2 separate regions of the Homo sapiens genome follow, and region 2 is linked to region 1. Evidence: chromatin loops called from intact Hi-C (ENCODE). Cell type or tissue: heart left ventricle. All regions are shown on one strand.

Region 1 (8,000 bases):
TTGAGATGGGAAGATTATCCAGGTGGGCTCTGAATGTAATCACAGGTGTTCCTATAAAAGGGAGGTGAGGGAGAGTCAACACAGACAGAAGAGGACAAAGCAATGTGAACATGGGACAGAGATTGGAGTGATACAACCACAAGCCAAGGAATGCTGGCAACTTCTAGAAGTTGGAAGTAGCAAAGAATGGATTCTCCCCTAGAGCCAGGAGCACAGTTGTGCTGACGTGTTCATTTTAGCCCAGTGATGTGGATTTTGGACTTCCAGCCTTCAGAAACAGGAGATAAGTTGTTTCTGTTGTTTTAAGCCATCAACTGTTTGTGGTAATTATTTGTTAAAGCAGCTGAAGGACATTGATACAGGCAGATCTTAGCCTCAGGCTGGGGTATGACATGGTCTGATTTATGTCTTCCAATGGGCACTTGGAGCTCTTTGTGGAGTAGAGACCAGAAAAGGCAGGAGTAGAGGTGGAGAGATCAGCTGGGAGGTTCTTGCAGGCATGCAGATGAGACAAGATGTGGCAGTGGATGTGTGGAGAGCTGGAACATCCAAGATATTCTTTGGAGGTAGACTGAAAATACTTGCTAATAAATTGCCACTAGGAAAAGCGGGCTCTGAAAAGTCATCAAAAACTTAATCTGAGTGTAAGTGTGTGTGTGTGTGTGTGTGTGTGTGTGTGTGTGTGTGTTTATTCAAGAAAAAAAAAGCTTGTAATTTTTAAAAAGAAGCACAGTTTAAGCCAGTGGTGGGGTTTTAGGCTCTGAACTCCTCCAGATATGGAGAGACATGCTCAGTGGGTGGCAGGTTGTGGAGTTTCATTAGAACACATTCTATTATGCTCCTTAGCTGACCACCTGTTCTGTGTATAAGCTGTTACAATGCCTTTTTTAGAAGTTGATACATTGCAGGTCAAATCATAATATTGCCCATGCCTGCTCACAGGGAATTTTTGTGACACTCCTGGGTATGGGAGGCCTATGAAGAACGTAGTTTAGATGCTGCAATGTTGACATTCTTAGGACATTTCGAAGGTTTCCTGGCCTGGTGACCAAACTTTAGTATGTGTCTAATTCATCTGGTGAACTTAGAAATTATGCAGATTTGAGAAATGTAGCTCCAGAGATTCTGATTCACTATGTTGGGACAGTGATTCTCAATTTTAAAATAATTACCTGGGAAACTTTTTAAAATGCAGGTTCTGGGTGGAGCCTGAGATTCTGCATTTCTGATGAGCTCCCAGGTGATGCTCATGCTGTTGGTCTCTGGACCACACCTGGAGGAGCAAGATTCCTAGGAATTGTTTTCAGAGCTGTAAGCCCCTGAGTGCCAAGGTTGAGGCTTCCTCCAGTGTGGATGTGATACTACATGTGTTTGAAAACAAAGGCAGCTCTGGACACATTGCCAAGCCCTTTTGTAGGATGGCCCAGCTGTGGTCTTGGTTCAGCAGATCGTTTTCCTCTCTAAACCAGTGACACTCTGCATTCCCTCCTGCTGAGCTCATACATGTCTCCTTGCCAAACCCAACAGAGGCTGGCTTCCCAGACTGGGTTACGAGGCTGAGGTTTGCCAGGCTCAGTCCTTCCACAAGTGCCACTCATGGGCTAGACGACTTCCTCAGCCCAGTGGTGTCTGTCTTGTTCAGGACCCCATGTGGGCTGCACACCACCATCAGCATGCTGTTTCTAACACACAGTCCTGGCCATGCTCCTCCCCTACTTCCAACCCTGCCTGGGCCCCCATTGCCCTCCAGAGAAGGTCCAAGTTCATTGGTCTACCCACCAACCTCTACTTCCATCTCCAGCCTTTACCATCTGCTACCACCATTAGTTACTTGTTTCATATATGCATTATGTCTTCTCTCCAGGCCAGAGGACTCACAATTGAATTCAGAAACCATCCTCACACTATGGGGAAAACTACATATGGTAAGGAGAGAGAGGAACAAGATTTGAGAGGCAGTGCAACCTAGTGGATAAGAGCACAGGCTTTCGCATCAAATCCCAGCATGGTCATACTTCAACTGTGTGACCTTGAACTGTCTCTGGGCCTTAGTTTTCTTATCTGCAAAATAGGGAAAAGAAAACATTTCATTTAGGGCAGTCGAAAGGATTTAATGAGGTCGTATATTTGAAAAACTTAACTTTGTACCAGGCATGTAATAAGCACTCACGTCAGCAATTGATGTCCATCCCTCTCTTTCCTCTCTCTTTTCCCTTCTTGTACTTCCCCTTTTTTCTTGCTCTACCCTCAGGATCTTGGGGCCTTCATAAAGGTACAAGTCTTGGGATTTTCTCTAAGTGAAAATTCCACAAGTGTGGGAAGCATTGGTCATATTCCAGAAACTGTTTTTGATAATTGGCCAATAGGAACTGTTTTGAGCTGTCCACTTAGCTACATTAGCAGGAGCACTTTAAAAGGAAATGAATGAAAATGTTCATTATTCTGGCCATTAATCCATACTTGGAGCAAACAGGAATCTCTAAGTCCAAACATTTCCCCTGTAAAGCTTTGTTTACCTTGGAGACCAACATCAACACAATTAGGTTTCAATATCAACAACATGGGAGGGTTGGAAGTCAGGAACAGCGGATGCCTTTTATAAATCCGGTGTCCAGGGCCACAGTTAACACCTTCCTTTCTAGACTGGGAAGGGTTGTTTTGCTGTAGGGGGTAGGGTGACATTTCAGAGTTGCTCCATTAGATGAAATAATCAGGCACTGACAATCGATTGCAGATGTCGTTGTCAGTAGCATTATGTGGGATACTCCTTGACTTGGTGCAGATAAAGTCCAAAGATGAGTGTTTGCTAAGGTCCAGCCACCTCCACTGCCAGCCATATGGGGTATAATTTGTCTGTGGGTCACACTAAGCAAGAGAAATGCAGGCTTCAGCTAGGGTCAATTCATCCACTCAACAACAAATATTTTCCAAGTACCTAGTATGTGTCAATCACTGTTCTAGAGCCTGGTGATGGAGCAATGAAGGGAACATAAAAATCCTTGTCTTCGTGGAGCCTACTTTCTAGTTAGGTACATATTTAAATTAAGCCTACAAAATATCTACTTACCTCAGCCTGAATTCAAAGACATAAATGATTCCAGGTCTTGGGATTTGGTGGGCGAAGCAACCTTAAGGATTGTTTATACTATTGATTCACTGTCTTTCTTAGGAACACACACTTCTTTGAGAATATTATAGAAGATGTGAATCCTCATTCAATCTATGCAAACTTTCACCTTCAGTTTCTGATAATTCATCCCCCTTACCTCCCCAAATTCAAGCCCTAGGTTAAAACCTTTGATCTGGTTCTAACATCTTGAGACTGTTTCTCAGCATCCTTGCAAATAAGGACTTACTGAAAGATAATGGATTTTTTTTTAAATGAGGAACTTGCTCCCTCTCCAGGCAGCTCATTTCATCCTAGAGCTCTGACTGTAGACTACCAATTTCTTTTTTGACACTGTTCCGTGTCTCTAAGCCTTGAGGTTGAGATCTGGTGCAAGTATGTCTGGCACCCTATTCACTGCGTTCCTGTTTGTCTTGAAGGTGCAGAGAGAAGTACCTCCCTCTATCACTGATATGGTTTGACTGTGTTCCCACCCAAATCTCATCTTGAATTGTAGTTCCCATAATCTCCACGTGTCATGGGAGGGACCTGGTGGGAGGTAATTGGATCATGGCACGGTGGTTATTCCTATGCTGTTCATGTGATAGTGAGTGAATTCTCAGAGATCTGATGGTTTTATAAAGAGCCTTCCCCTTTGCTTGGCTCTCATTCTCTCTCCTGCCACCTTGCAAAGATGTGCCTTCTGCCTGATTGTAAGTTTCCTGAGGCCTCCTAGCCATGCGGAACTGTGAGACAATTAAACCTCTTTTCTTTATAAATTACCCAGTCTCGGGTATTTCTTCAAAGCAATGTGAGAACAGACTAATACAATCACCCTCCCAGGTTTTGAGGCTATTATGGGCTTGGCTACTATTCTTTTCCCTGAAAAGGAAAGGCTTCAGTAACATTGTTTCTCCTGGTCGCTCTATAAAGATACTAGCCCAAGATAGGCCTCCTTAATCTCCTCCATCCTCTGTTTACCTTCTTATCTGAAAATATTACTGGATTTGCAGATTAGCCAAAGGAAACAGAGACATGTTTTTAAGGCTGGCAACTTGCTTTTTGAACCTGCAAGAATTCATATGGCTTAAATGACTTCTCTGTTCCTTGTGTTGCACAGGAGGAAAGAAAAAGAAAAAAAAAAACTCTAACTTATGGCCAGGTAGAAGAGCCGTGTCAACAAGGTACCCTCACTCTCTGTGGAAAGCCAGTTTTTCTTTTAACCTGAGGTCCAGACCAAGTGAAATGGTTCAAAAGGACAGGGCCAGAGATCAAACTGTGAGAGCTCCTTATGAAGCAAAGGATAGTGCGAGACATCCCAGTACCTTAAAGAGCTCGCTGTTCAAAACAAATCTGCTGAGATTTGGAAGTGAGTAGGTCTTATCTATCAGACAAGAGCTAGGCAATTTTTAAAAGCATGGGCCCCTCAAGAATGGAAAGGTTGTATTTATTCTTAAAATCAGTGAAGCCACAAGGCAGAGGGGGTTGGAGTGAAATGATTTTATTTTCTTTAGCCTACTTCAAGCTGTTTTTGAGCCACATATACACATAACAACCACCGCCCTATTACTGTGGGCCTGCTGTGTGCTGTGGAGTTCTGTAAGAGCTGGGCTGTTCATTCTGCATCCGCACAGCATCCTGACCAAGAAGGAATTGTCGTCACTGGTCCTCTGCTTCACAAAATTAAATTAAGGATTAATTAATTAAGGATTCTTGGTTTATACACATACTAAAAATTTCATATTTGAATCATGTAATGAATACTCATGACCTCAAATTTAAAACAAAATCTCAGACTTTGACAATAACTTACCTGTAAAGTGTAGGGCTCTTCCCTCATCTCATCCCTGCCCCCCCATCATACTATTGTCCTGAGTCTCATGTCCGTCACCCCCACCTTTCCTTTTTATATAACTTTATTTCACCTATACATACTCATAAATACATGTGTCTATTCCATTCTAGTTGTTTTAAAATTTATATAAAAGGTGATCACACTTTAGGTAATTTTAGGGACTTGTTGTCTTTACTTAATACATTGCTGAGACCCATCTGTGTTGTTGCATTTCTCTGTAGTTTATCCATTTCGACTCTTACTATGTTCTAAGTATCTGCCATATGCTCTTAAATATTCTACTGTGGGAATATCCCACAGTTTATTCATTCATTCTTCCTCGAATGGGCTTTTGTGTTATCACCAGACTGTTGCTCTTGTTAACAGTGTGGCCTTGAACATTCTTGTGTATCTTGATTTTCCAAAGTGGTTGCACCAATTTACATGCTTATGGAAATATATAGATTATAGTCAGTCCAATGTTTGGAATTGTCAGTTTTAAATTTTTTTCCAAACTAATGAACATTAAAAAAATTGTGGTATTGATTTGCATTTCCTTGATCATTAAAGATTTTGAACAACTCATATATATATATTTGGCTCTATGTTTCCTCTTTTGTGAATTATCTGTTCCTTTCTTTTGCCCACATTTTCCTATTACTTTAGTTGTGCTTTACTTAGTGATATGGTTTGGCTATGTCCCTGCCCAAATCTCATCTTGAATTCTAGCTCCTATAATCCCCATGTGTCATGCAAGGGACCTAGTGGAAGGTAATTGAATCACGGGGGCAGGTTTTTCTGTGCTGTTCTCATGATAATGAATAAGTCTCATGAGATCTGATGGTTTTATAAAGGAAGTTCCCCTGCACATGACCTCTTGCCTGCCACCATGTAAGACGCACCTTTGCTCTTCCTTTGCCTCCTGCCATGATAGTTAGGCCTCCCCAGCCATGTGGAATGTGAGTCCATTAAACCTCTTTCCTTTATAAATTACCCAGTCTTGAGTATGTCTTTATTAGCAGCATGAGAACAGACTAATACACTTAGTGACTTTTTTATAGGAGTTATTCATATGTTCTTGTTACTAATCCAAAAAGAGAATTAATAGCTATATTTTCTCAGTGGGGAAACTGAATGTCCTAGAGTTAAATGACTTGGTCATGATCATGTAGCCATACATGGAGGGCCAGCATTCCTCCCAGGCCTGTCTGATTTGGTGTATATCCTAAATACCTGGTCCATGCTATCTTCCTACTGAGACGTCTATGGACCCGCAATGCGAGGGCTGATGCTTTTCCCTGCCATAGCACCAATGGGCTGGAGAGCATTGAAATGGTCCCTACGTCTTTGGGCTTAGTTTCTTCATCTGTACATCTGTGCTGTATTTTCTCCCAGTAAATCTCAGAGCACCTGTCCCCAACTTTTTAACTCTTCTTGTCATTAGGTTTCAAAGTGGCTAGTGTGCTGGGGGAGGGAATGGTCCCCACCAGCCTCCAATCCATCTGGCCAGTCCACAGCATGGTCTCCACAGTCTTGGATAATTGGGTCTTGACTGGCAGCTCCAAGTATCTTACTTGATTTGGGGTTTGGGAGGCCTGGGGTGAACAAAGACAGTCCTATTAGGTTGGTGCAAAAGTAATTGCGTTTTAGTAATGGCAAAAACCACAATTACTTTTGCACCAACCTAATAGCTTCTTTAAAATTCTTCCTTGATTGTCAATTGCCATGATACTTGGCTATCATTTCCTGAATGCAGTGGTTTCCAGGGAGCCATTGATTAAGCATGGCAGAAGGGAAAATTAAGAATGCTCATCATGGCCGGGCGCGGTGGCTCACGCCTGTAATCCCAGCACTTTGGGAGGCCGAGGCGGGTGGATCATGAGGTCAGGAGATCGAGACCATCCTGGCTAACAAGGTGAAACCCCGTCTCTACTAAAAATACAAAAAATTAGCCGGGCGCGGTGGCGGGCGCCTGTAGTCCCAGCTACTCGGGAGGCTGAGGCAGGAGAATGGCGTGAACCCGGGAAGCGGAGCTTGCAGTGAGCCGAGATTGCGCCACTGCAGTCCGCAGTCCGGCCTGGGCGACAGAGCGAGACTCCGTCTCAAAAAAAAAAAAAAAAAAAAAAAAAGAATGCTCATCATGACGGCTCTCATTTTTTTGTTCATTCAACAAACATTTATTGAGCACCTACAATGCTTCAGGCACACTGGGCAGGTGGTGCTCGTAGATGTCAGATAGACTTGAGTTTAATGCCTTTTACTGGCTCTGGGGACCTTGACCAAGTTCCTTAACCTCTCTGAGCTTCAGTTTTCCCATTATTAAAATGGGGGCTAATATCCAGGTAGTACTTTTAAAATATGTCTGCAAATTCTTTCCTCCTATTAAGAAGTGACATCAGTGTCTCCTCCCTTTGTGGGGGGCCTTTGTGGCTGCTTCAAAGAACAGAATGGGATGAAGTGATGCTGCATGGCACCCAAGGCCAAGTTAGAAAAGGCCATGCAACTTTGCACTCTGGGGCCTTTAGCCATGGTGTAAGAAACCCAGGACTCTGAGGCTCTCAGGTGGAGACCCCATGTAAAAAGAAAACACAGAGGATGAAAGATGGACAAGAAGCTCCCGCTCTTCCAGCCCCAGTTGTGGAGACTTCCCAGCACAACATCTAGACACATGAGTGAATACACCATTGAGATGACCCTATCTCAGTCACCATCCAACTGCACCCACATGAGGGCCCTGAGCAGAAACTGCCCAGCTGAGCCCAGTCAACCTCCAGATTCATATGCAAAATAAACGATGGGAATTTTTAAGCCAATATTTTTATTTTAGGGTTTTGTTATACAACAATCAATCACCAGGACAATCCACTTTGCAGGGCTGAGGACAGGTTAGAAATGATGCACATAAAGCCCACAGCACAGTCTGAATTTGGAGGTGGGGACATACTTTCATATACTCTGTCCTTCAATTCCAGGGTGATCCCGGGAAGTAGGCACTGGCTACATTGTTCAGACTGGGTCATAACGAACTGCTTGCCTCATTATCTGTCCTGTCTGGTGGCA
Region 2 (8,000 bases), 59 kb before region 1:
AAATACTGAAAAATCAGCCAGGTGTGGTGGCACATGCCTGTAGACCTGGCTACTTCAGTGGCTGAGGTGGGAGGATCGCTTGAGCTCAGGAGCTTAAGGTTATAGTGAGCTGTGATCACACCACTGCAGTCTAGCCTGGGCAGCATGTCTCAAAATCTATCTATCTATCTGTCTGTCTGTCTGTCTATCTGTCTGTCTGTCTATCTCTCTGTCTGTCTGTCTATCTATCTATCTATCTATCTATCTATCTATCTATCTATCTATCATCTATCTATCTATCTATCAGCAGTTTAAAACAGTTTCTCCTGGGTGGCTCTGACACAGGATACCCCAGGGTTGGGGCTTCTCTCGGGGCAGTGAGTGGGGAAAGAGGATGTGACCATCAGAGACAGTGAGAAGTGGCAGCCGGACGGCCAACAGGCGAGGGCAGGCACAGAGCCCTGCAGAGATGCGTTAGGGTGTAGCCTTGGGTGGCAACTTTGCTCACACCGTCCCCTTCCTATTTCTTGCCCAGGGCCTGCCCCTGCTTCCAGAATCTAAAGAAGGATTTCGGAGAAGTGGAAAGAAGAGCTTGGCTCACTCTGCCAGAGTGGGGATCAGGCCTGACTAGCATCTTACTAACACCAAGTTCCGAAGCAGCCCCATCCAGGCTGATTCGGCTCATGGGAGAGTAATTGCCCTTCCTGGGAAGACTGCTGACTTCTCCATGTTCAGCAGTTGAAGAGATGATAGGAACAGCCAACTCTTAGGGAGGGCTTGCTATGATCCAGGCACTCTTCCAAGTGCTTCACACACGTTAACCCATTTAATTCTCACAACAACCCTAGGAGGAAGGTACTAATGTTACCTTTTGGAAAACAGAGGCACAGAGAAGTTAAGTAACCTCCCCAAGGTCACACAGCTAGTATGTGATAGAGACAGCTATGAACCCAGCAGCATGGGTCTCAAGCCCTTCTCTGCTGCCTCTCTAGAAGACGGATGATTTTCCAAGAGGAAAAATATTCCCCAATCTCTGGAGGCATTTCCTTTTGTCATCATTTCAGAGTGAGCGGGCTGGGTAAGCATCAAGTGGTAACAGGATCCCCCATTCCCTGGATGTGTCTGTTTCTCTGGCTTTCCAGGGCCTGCACCCTTTTCTTCTGAGCTTTACAATAAATGGTGTGCTAGGGATCCTGGGGCAGCGGCTTCGCCAGCCAGATGTTAGTTGACCCCTGCGTTCACGGTGTCCTTTCACGGCTCTGCACTGGCATTGGGTGTCTGTGGCTGCAGGGCTAATGTGCTTCCTGGCTGGAGCCTTGGAGAAAGGGAGTTTCCCTTCCCAAGGACCCAGTGATCCTTTTGCAGCTCAAAGCTCCAGCTGGGGCTGGGCATGGTGGTTCATGCCTGTAATCCAAGCACTTTGGGAGGCCAAGGCGGGCAGATGGCTTGAGGTCAGGAGTTTGAGACCAGCCTGGCCAACATGGTAAAACCCCATCTCTACTTAAAAACAACAACAAAAAAATTAGCTGGGCATGGTGGTGTGTGCCTATAGCCCCAGCTAATTGGGAAGCTGAGACATGAGAATCGCTTGAACCCAGGAGGCGGAGGTTGTAGTGAGATCAGATCCTGCCACTGCGACAGAGGAAGAAGCAGTCACAAAAAAAAAAAAAAAAAAAAAAAAGCTCCAGCCTCTCTGTCTTTGCATGGTCAATGCCACTGCATCCAGCTGCCACTGGTGTGTACTTTGTGATCCTGGCCTTGCCTGGCTGGTCTGAGACTTCCACCACTGCTCCCTATTCACAAACGTTGCTAATCAAGCCCTCAGAATCCCTCTTAACACAGCCCTCCAAGCAACCACTATTGACTGGCACGGACTTGGGAAGGGGATGACAGGGACAGAGGTTTGGGCCGGAGTCAACGACCTGGCACTGCTCTGACTCTGAAACAGAATCTCCCAGGTATCTCTCTGATACCCGACTACGTCATGTTATCTACGTCTCATACCTGACTACGTCATAGGAGCTAAATCTTGTTCCCATAACCTTTAGCAGGAAGCATTTTCTCAGACCAGTTGGAAAGGTTGGTTTAGGTTTTATGTTTTTCCTAAGGACCTTTCTTGATTTTTCTTTTTTCTGAGATGGAGTTTTGCTCTTGTTGCCCAGGCTGGAGTGCAGTGGCACAATCTCGGCTCACTGCAACCTCTGCCTCCCGGGTTCAAGCGATTATCCAGCCTCAGCCTCCCAAGTAGCTGGGATTACAGGCGCCTGCTACCACACCCGGCTAATTTTTGTATTTTTAGTAGAGAGGGGTTTCACCATGTTGGTCAGGCTGGTCTCAAACTCCTGACCTCAGGTGATCCACCTGCCTCGGCTTCCCAAAGTGCTAGGATTACAGGTGCGAGCCACTGCACCTGGCCCCCTGAGGACCTTTCTGAGTTACTTGGTGCTCTGCAACCTGGTCGGGACATCTTGGGTGGAGAGGTTCCAGGAATCTGCCTGTATCAGGAAAGAAACTAAAAATGCAAAGCAAAGTGGAAGGGAAGGCACTCCTGTACCCTGGATTAGGCAGTGAAACACACATGGGCTCTGGAATCCGGAGACCCTGTTCTGATTCTTCTCTTCCTGATTCTTCTGCTGGCAGCCAAGAACAGTAAATGGGCTTCATCTGACAAGTCAACCCCAGTCCATAGTGGTGACCGAGAGTGCTATGTGAAGAAGGATCCTGAGGGCCGATAAGAAGTCAATGGGAAACAGTACTCTGACTGATAAGTAATGCCTGCCATGGGTCTGGAAGCAGAGGGCGAGGTATGAGTAAGTGCCACCCCTGCATTGGCTCCTCACGGGCCTCTGTCTGCTCCTCTGTAAAATGAGCCTGTAACATACTCAGCACATAGGGCGCGGTGAGGTGTTCATGAGATACACATACAAATGCTCAGTGGATGCTGGTCTCCTTTGTCTTCTCCCTCTTTCCTTCCCCCAAATCCTGGCAGCTTTCAAAGCCACACTCAAGCTGCTTCCTGTTCATGATAGCCTTCCCTGAAAATGCTAACCCAGGGTATCTGCTCCTTCCTGCCTCCCCTCCCACCTGCCAGTTCGCCTGGCCTGGCCTGGATTGGTAGGGAAGAGCCCAAACTTTGGAGTCAGGGTGGCCTGAGTTCAAGACCTGGCTCTGTCACTTACATCGGCTGTGGGACATTGGGCTAGCTGCATCGTTGCATCATCTCTCTGAGCCTCAGTTTCCTTCTTTGTAGCTGAGGGTAATGATAGTATACTTCTAACAGTGCTGGATAATTAGATGAGATTGTGCATGGATAGCTCCTAGTATGGTGGCTAGTATACAGTAAATACTTAACAAATATCCACAATTAGGCTTATTGTTATCAGCATTTGAAGGCTTAAGAATTGCTCAGACTTTCATTCTGGTTGCAAAGGATGAGAGATAGCAAAATTCGGTCCCATTCCCAAAATATAATCAGTCTTGATCATTCGGTAATTAAAAAAAAGTTGGTCAATTCCCAGCTATGAGTGAGAACATGCGGTGTTTGGTTTTCTGTCCTTGCGATAATTTGCTCAGAATGATGGTTTCCAGCTTCATCCATGTCCCTACAAAGGATATGAACTCATCCTTTTTTATGGCTGCATTGAACAATAAGAACACTTGGACACAGGATGGGGAACATCACACACTGGGGCCTGTGGTGGGGTGGGGGCCTGGGGGAGGGATAGCATTAGGAGAATACCTAATGTAAATGATGAGTTAATGGGTGCAGCACGCCAACATGGCACATGTATACATATGTAACAAACCTGCACGTTGTGCACATGTACCCTAGAACTTAAAGTACAATAATAATAATAATAATAATAATAATAATAATAATAATAATAAAAATGTTGGGAAGGTGAGTGGGAAGGGGGAGTTGTCCAATCTCAGAAATGGGACTTGCCCTGGACGCCCAGATGAAGAGCAGACAGAGGGGTTCTTTACAGCCATGTGGTTTTATGAGCCAGCATTAATCACTGCCTGACGATGGCTTCCCCTGATTAGTCTGGGGTCAATGTGTTTGGGGTTTTCACCAGCCGGTCCCTGAAGCCCGCAGCCAGCTCTTTCATGAGCTGCTTGCTTTAGTTTCCACTGACATCCTGGAGACGTGCTTGATAGCTTACCCAGACCTGGGGCTGGAGGGAGACCTGAGCTCTGAACTACCGGGCATGTCCTGGCTCTGCTGTTGTTCTGTGGCCACACTCTGTGGCCCGGGACAAGCCCCTGTCTAGTACTAAAAACTTTTGAAAGCCAATTAACCATTCTGTGTTTCCTTACATGTAAAACAACTCGGCCTTACAGGGTGATCGAGTCCATGGATGCTGAAGTGTTCTTTTAAAATGTGCTCTTCTTTATCAAAAAGTACAGATTAAGAAAAAAATCTTAGTCTCTTTTCATTTTATCTGGAAGGGATTTTCCCCCCTAAGGCAACAGCTTAGAACTGTGCCTCTGAAACTCTCTATGGCGAAGGATCAAGGTTTGTTTGTTTTTTACTTATTGCAGAGTGATTTGTGGTCTCTCTCATGTGATTAGAATGTAGCGCATACCCCATGAGATTTCAGTGTGAGTCTTACCACAGTGGAATTCTGTTCTGATATGAGTTCTCATCCCATCACACAGTTGCATGTCAAATTGCTGTAACATTTTCCCAACATATATTCTCAATTTCTCAACTTTTTTCATTGGGTCCAGGTCACAAAGACTGTGCGGAAGAGCTCCAGTCCACAGCCCACACTTAGAGCATCTCTGGCCTAAAAGGTGACATTGCACTAACACTCGTCACACCTGTCCTGCACCCTGCACCGTCCTGGGTGCAGGGATGTTACGGTTTACAGGACAGGCAGGGTGTCTGCCCTCATATCTAGGCACAGAAAAAAGATAATCTGTTTGCAATAAAAGTTGTTAAAGAAACGAAAAGAAATAAAAAATGTGATAGGATGGCAGGTGACATCTATTGTAAACTGAATATCTGGAGAAGGACTATTTGGGAAGAGCAAGGAAAGAACCTTTCAGAAAAGGAGCAGGACGTGCGAAGGCCCCAAGGAGGGCAGGAGCTTGGTGTGTTCTAGCACTGGAAGGAGGAAGTCAGAGTGTCTTAAGGTGTTGAGATGTTGGGAGTGAGAGCACAGTGATGGGAGCCATGGAGGAGCCTGAAGGATAGGGCCATGAAGGGCTCCAAAGGCACTCCTTTTCTTCCAGCAGATATTCAATTAAATGCCATGCTTGCATTTTTAAAATTGTTGAACCTTCTACAAATTGTATTAACATATAGAAATCATCCAGCCTCTTGTTACTCCACATGTAAGGTTCTGGGGACCAGTAGCATCAACATCACCTGGGAGTATGTCAGGCGTGCGGTATCTCAGGATGGCCCTGAACTTGCTGGATGCATTCTGATGAGCTCCCCAGGTGATATCTACCCATGTTGAGATTGTAGGAGCCCTGATCTGGTGCATTGGATCTTGAAGGTGGCTGCACGGGGAGTCATTTAAATGGTCACATCTGATGATTTGGATTTTGTAGTCTGGAGCTTCTGACTCAATGGTCTGGGATGAGACCTGGGTATGGAGACCTTCTGCAGGTCCCGGGGATTCCAGCGAGCAGCTAGGGTGTAACCTTGTGTGAGTCACTTGCTCTCTCTGGACCTGTGTCCTTTCTGCCCTCCTCAGGGTTTCTCTGATCATTTACTTGAGATTTCTCTGGTTGCTTTTGTTCAAGGTTATATAAAACCAGTTTGGCTCTCCCTCCTAAGACCAATAGGTTTCAGCATTTAGGCAGAAGAGAGAAATGTTTCTCTGCTCTCCTACAGGTTTGCAAAGGGCATATCCCAGGCTACTTCAAGGGAAAATGAATATCTTGCAGATGGAGATAAGCACTCAGAATTTTGAGTGATAAACTATCTCCTGTTCAGAAGTGAGGAGCCCAAATGGAACAATAAATGCCCCTGTACTAGAGCTGCAAGGCCTCTTGGGGTCCATATGAACACCTCTACCCATTTCATGGATAAGGAAAACCGAGGCCCAGATAGTCTTCATTTCTCAACATCACATGATATAAGGGCAGGGCTAAAACCACAGCCACTCCTGTCATTTTTGTGACCTTGAGCTCTTGCCACCCCATGTTTGAAATTCAGAAACACTTGACATGGCTAGTATTTATGAGGATAGGAAAACAACTGCTTGGTTGGGGAAGCTCTCTTACCAGTTTCTGGGTGACTCCAGGGGGAGCCCACTCGTAGGTGATGGTGTCAAAAGTGGGATCTTTCCCAGTAGCAATAGGGTTGGTCATGATCATCCGGTTCCTCTTGTAAATCCGGATGCCGTCCCCGCCTTTCACCCGAGCAGTGAGGGTGGAATACTTGGAGTCCATCAGCAAGCGGCCAATTTTCCGATCGTCTTCTAGGTCAGATGTTAGGCAGTGGTCCTCTTGGCTGCATTTGCAAGACTTGCATATTTTCCTGGGGGTGGGTGGATGGGGACCAGTGAGATTAACCTCCAGGAAAAAGAGGCACATTCTCCTGCTAGCAGCATCTACCCTTTTGAAAGCAAGCTAAAACTTTAAGTTGGAAAAACTAGCAGCGGACAAATGGTAACCTGAGACAAAAAGGCCTTTGGAATTGGGAACTGCATTTGGGAAATGACAGTGTTTGTATTAATCTATCAGTGAGGAATGTAGGATATAACTTGTGCTGGTAAAAAGAGTGGTATGTTTTCCCTCCTGGTGGTTGCCACGGCAAAGGCTGATTTGTTCATCAGAGATGCTCTAAAGCTGGGCTGGAGTCTGTGTGGCCCATAGCCTAAACTTGGCCCACAATCTGCTCTTGTAAATAAAGTTTTATTGGAACACAGCCATGACCACTCATTAACATATTGTCTGTGGTTGATCTGGGGCAACAACAGCAGAGTTAGTAGTTACAACAGAGAGTATCTGGCTTACAAAGCCTAAAATATGTACTTTCTGGCCCTTTACAAAAAAAGTTTGCAAACTCCTGCTCTAAAGAATTATTAAAATTGTTTTCCAAGATCATAGCCTCGGAGCTTCAGCAACTTTTAAACTCTTTAGCATAAATACTGCCGTTAGAATGCAGTGAATATTTTCTTCAAGAAATTTGTGAACAGGACCCAGCAGGGAGAGAGGTCAGAAAACCCCTCTGGCTGGGGAGATGGATGTGTATTGGGAAGGCTTTGTCAGAAGAAGGAAACACATCCTGGGGAGGGTTCAGATTTACTAAAAAGCCTCATGCTTCTCTTTGACAATTAAAAACAAAAATCTGTGGCTACTTGGTGTCATGCTGTTAAGGTTTAGAAATCAAGAGAGTTCCACGGCGTGAGAGGAAAATCGCTCCCCTCCCTTTCCGGCCTGTCACCATGGGCAGGCTGTGCTGGGTCTCAGATGCTCTTCTGCATGCAACTTGAGAGCTTGTACAGTAAAGTGAGCAATGTCAAGGCCAACTGCAGGGATGAGGGAGGCCCAGCAAGGGAGGTCACTGCAGCTGAATGATCGGCAAGGCTGAGGGAACCCTCCTTTTCCCTCCTACAGTCAGGAGGTAAATACGTCTGATCGAATATCACAAACGTTGATTGTGGGGCTAGTGGGGGCAAGCCCTGATGGTCTAAATTAGTGGTTCTCAACTAAGGTCAATTCTGTCCCAAAGGACAGAATTAGCAATGTCTGGAGACATCTTCGATTGTCCCAGTGGGGTAGAGGAGTGCTATTGGTGTCTGGTGGGTAGAGGCCAGGGATGCTGTAAACATTCTACATTCCACAGAATAGCTCCAACAACAAAGAATTATGAGGCCCAAAATGTCAATTGTGCTGAGAGGTTGGGAACCCCTTACTGAATATGAAGAGAAGAAGGCCTTGTTGTGACCTTTAAGGAGCTTACAGTTGGGATGGGACAGGGAGAGAAAATCAGATGGAAATTATATAAAGTAGAATACATTCAGGGCAGAAGAGAGTTGCCTAAAATCTGGGAGTAG

Evidence for each region. A loop is a pair of places that touch in the nucleus more often than their neighbours do. Peaks named below come from ENCODE experiments on the same cell type or tissue, not always from the same donor. Only the 100,000 strongest peaks of a DNase experiment are listed, where the experiment ranks them.
Region 2: it touches region 1 in a loop (2.5-fold over the local background); 3 of 110 quality-filtered maps call a loop at or near these places.

The regions. Positions count from the first base shown.
Region 1 is chr3:8,476,982-8,484,981 of GRCh38, reverse strand. The region is part of intron 3 of LMCD1-AS1 (LMCD1 antisense RNA 1); the gene reads left to right. Among named protein-coding and RNA genes, the nearest start is that of LMCD1-AS1, 21 kb to the left of the region's middle. RefSeq lists an enhancer at 1,305-1,599. In heart left ventricle, a CTCF peak has its summit at 3,404 (motif pointing left); a DNase peak (open chromatin) is centred at 1,551; H3K27ac peaks cover 2,897 bases.
Region 2 is chr3:8,535,663-8,543,662 of GRCh38, reverse strand. It overlaps LMCD1 (LIM and cysteine rich domains 1), which reads right to left. Exons shown (of 6, transcript NM_014583.4): 3 at 6,223-6,478. Among named protein-coding and RNA genes, the nearest start is that of LINC00312, 32 kb to the left of the region's middle. RefSeq lists an enhancer at 7,083-8,000. In heart left ventricle, no CTCF peak of the experiment used is centred here; a DNase peak (open chromatin) is centred at 3,085; H3K27ac peaks cover 1,078 bases.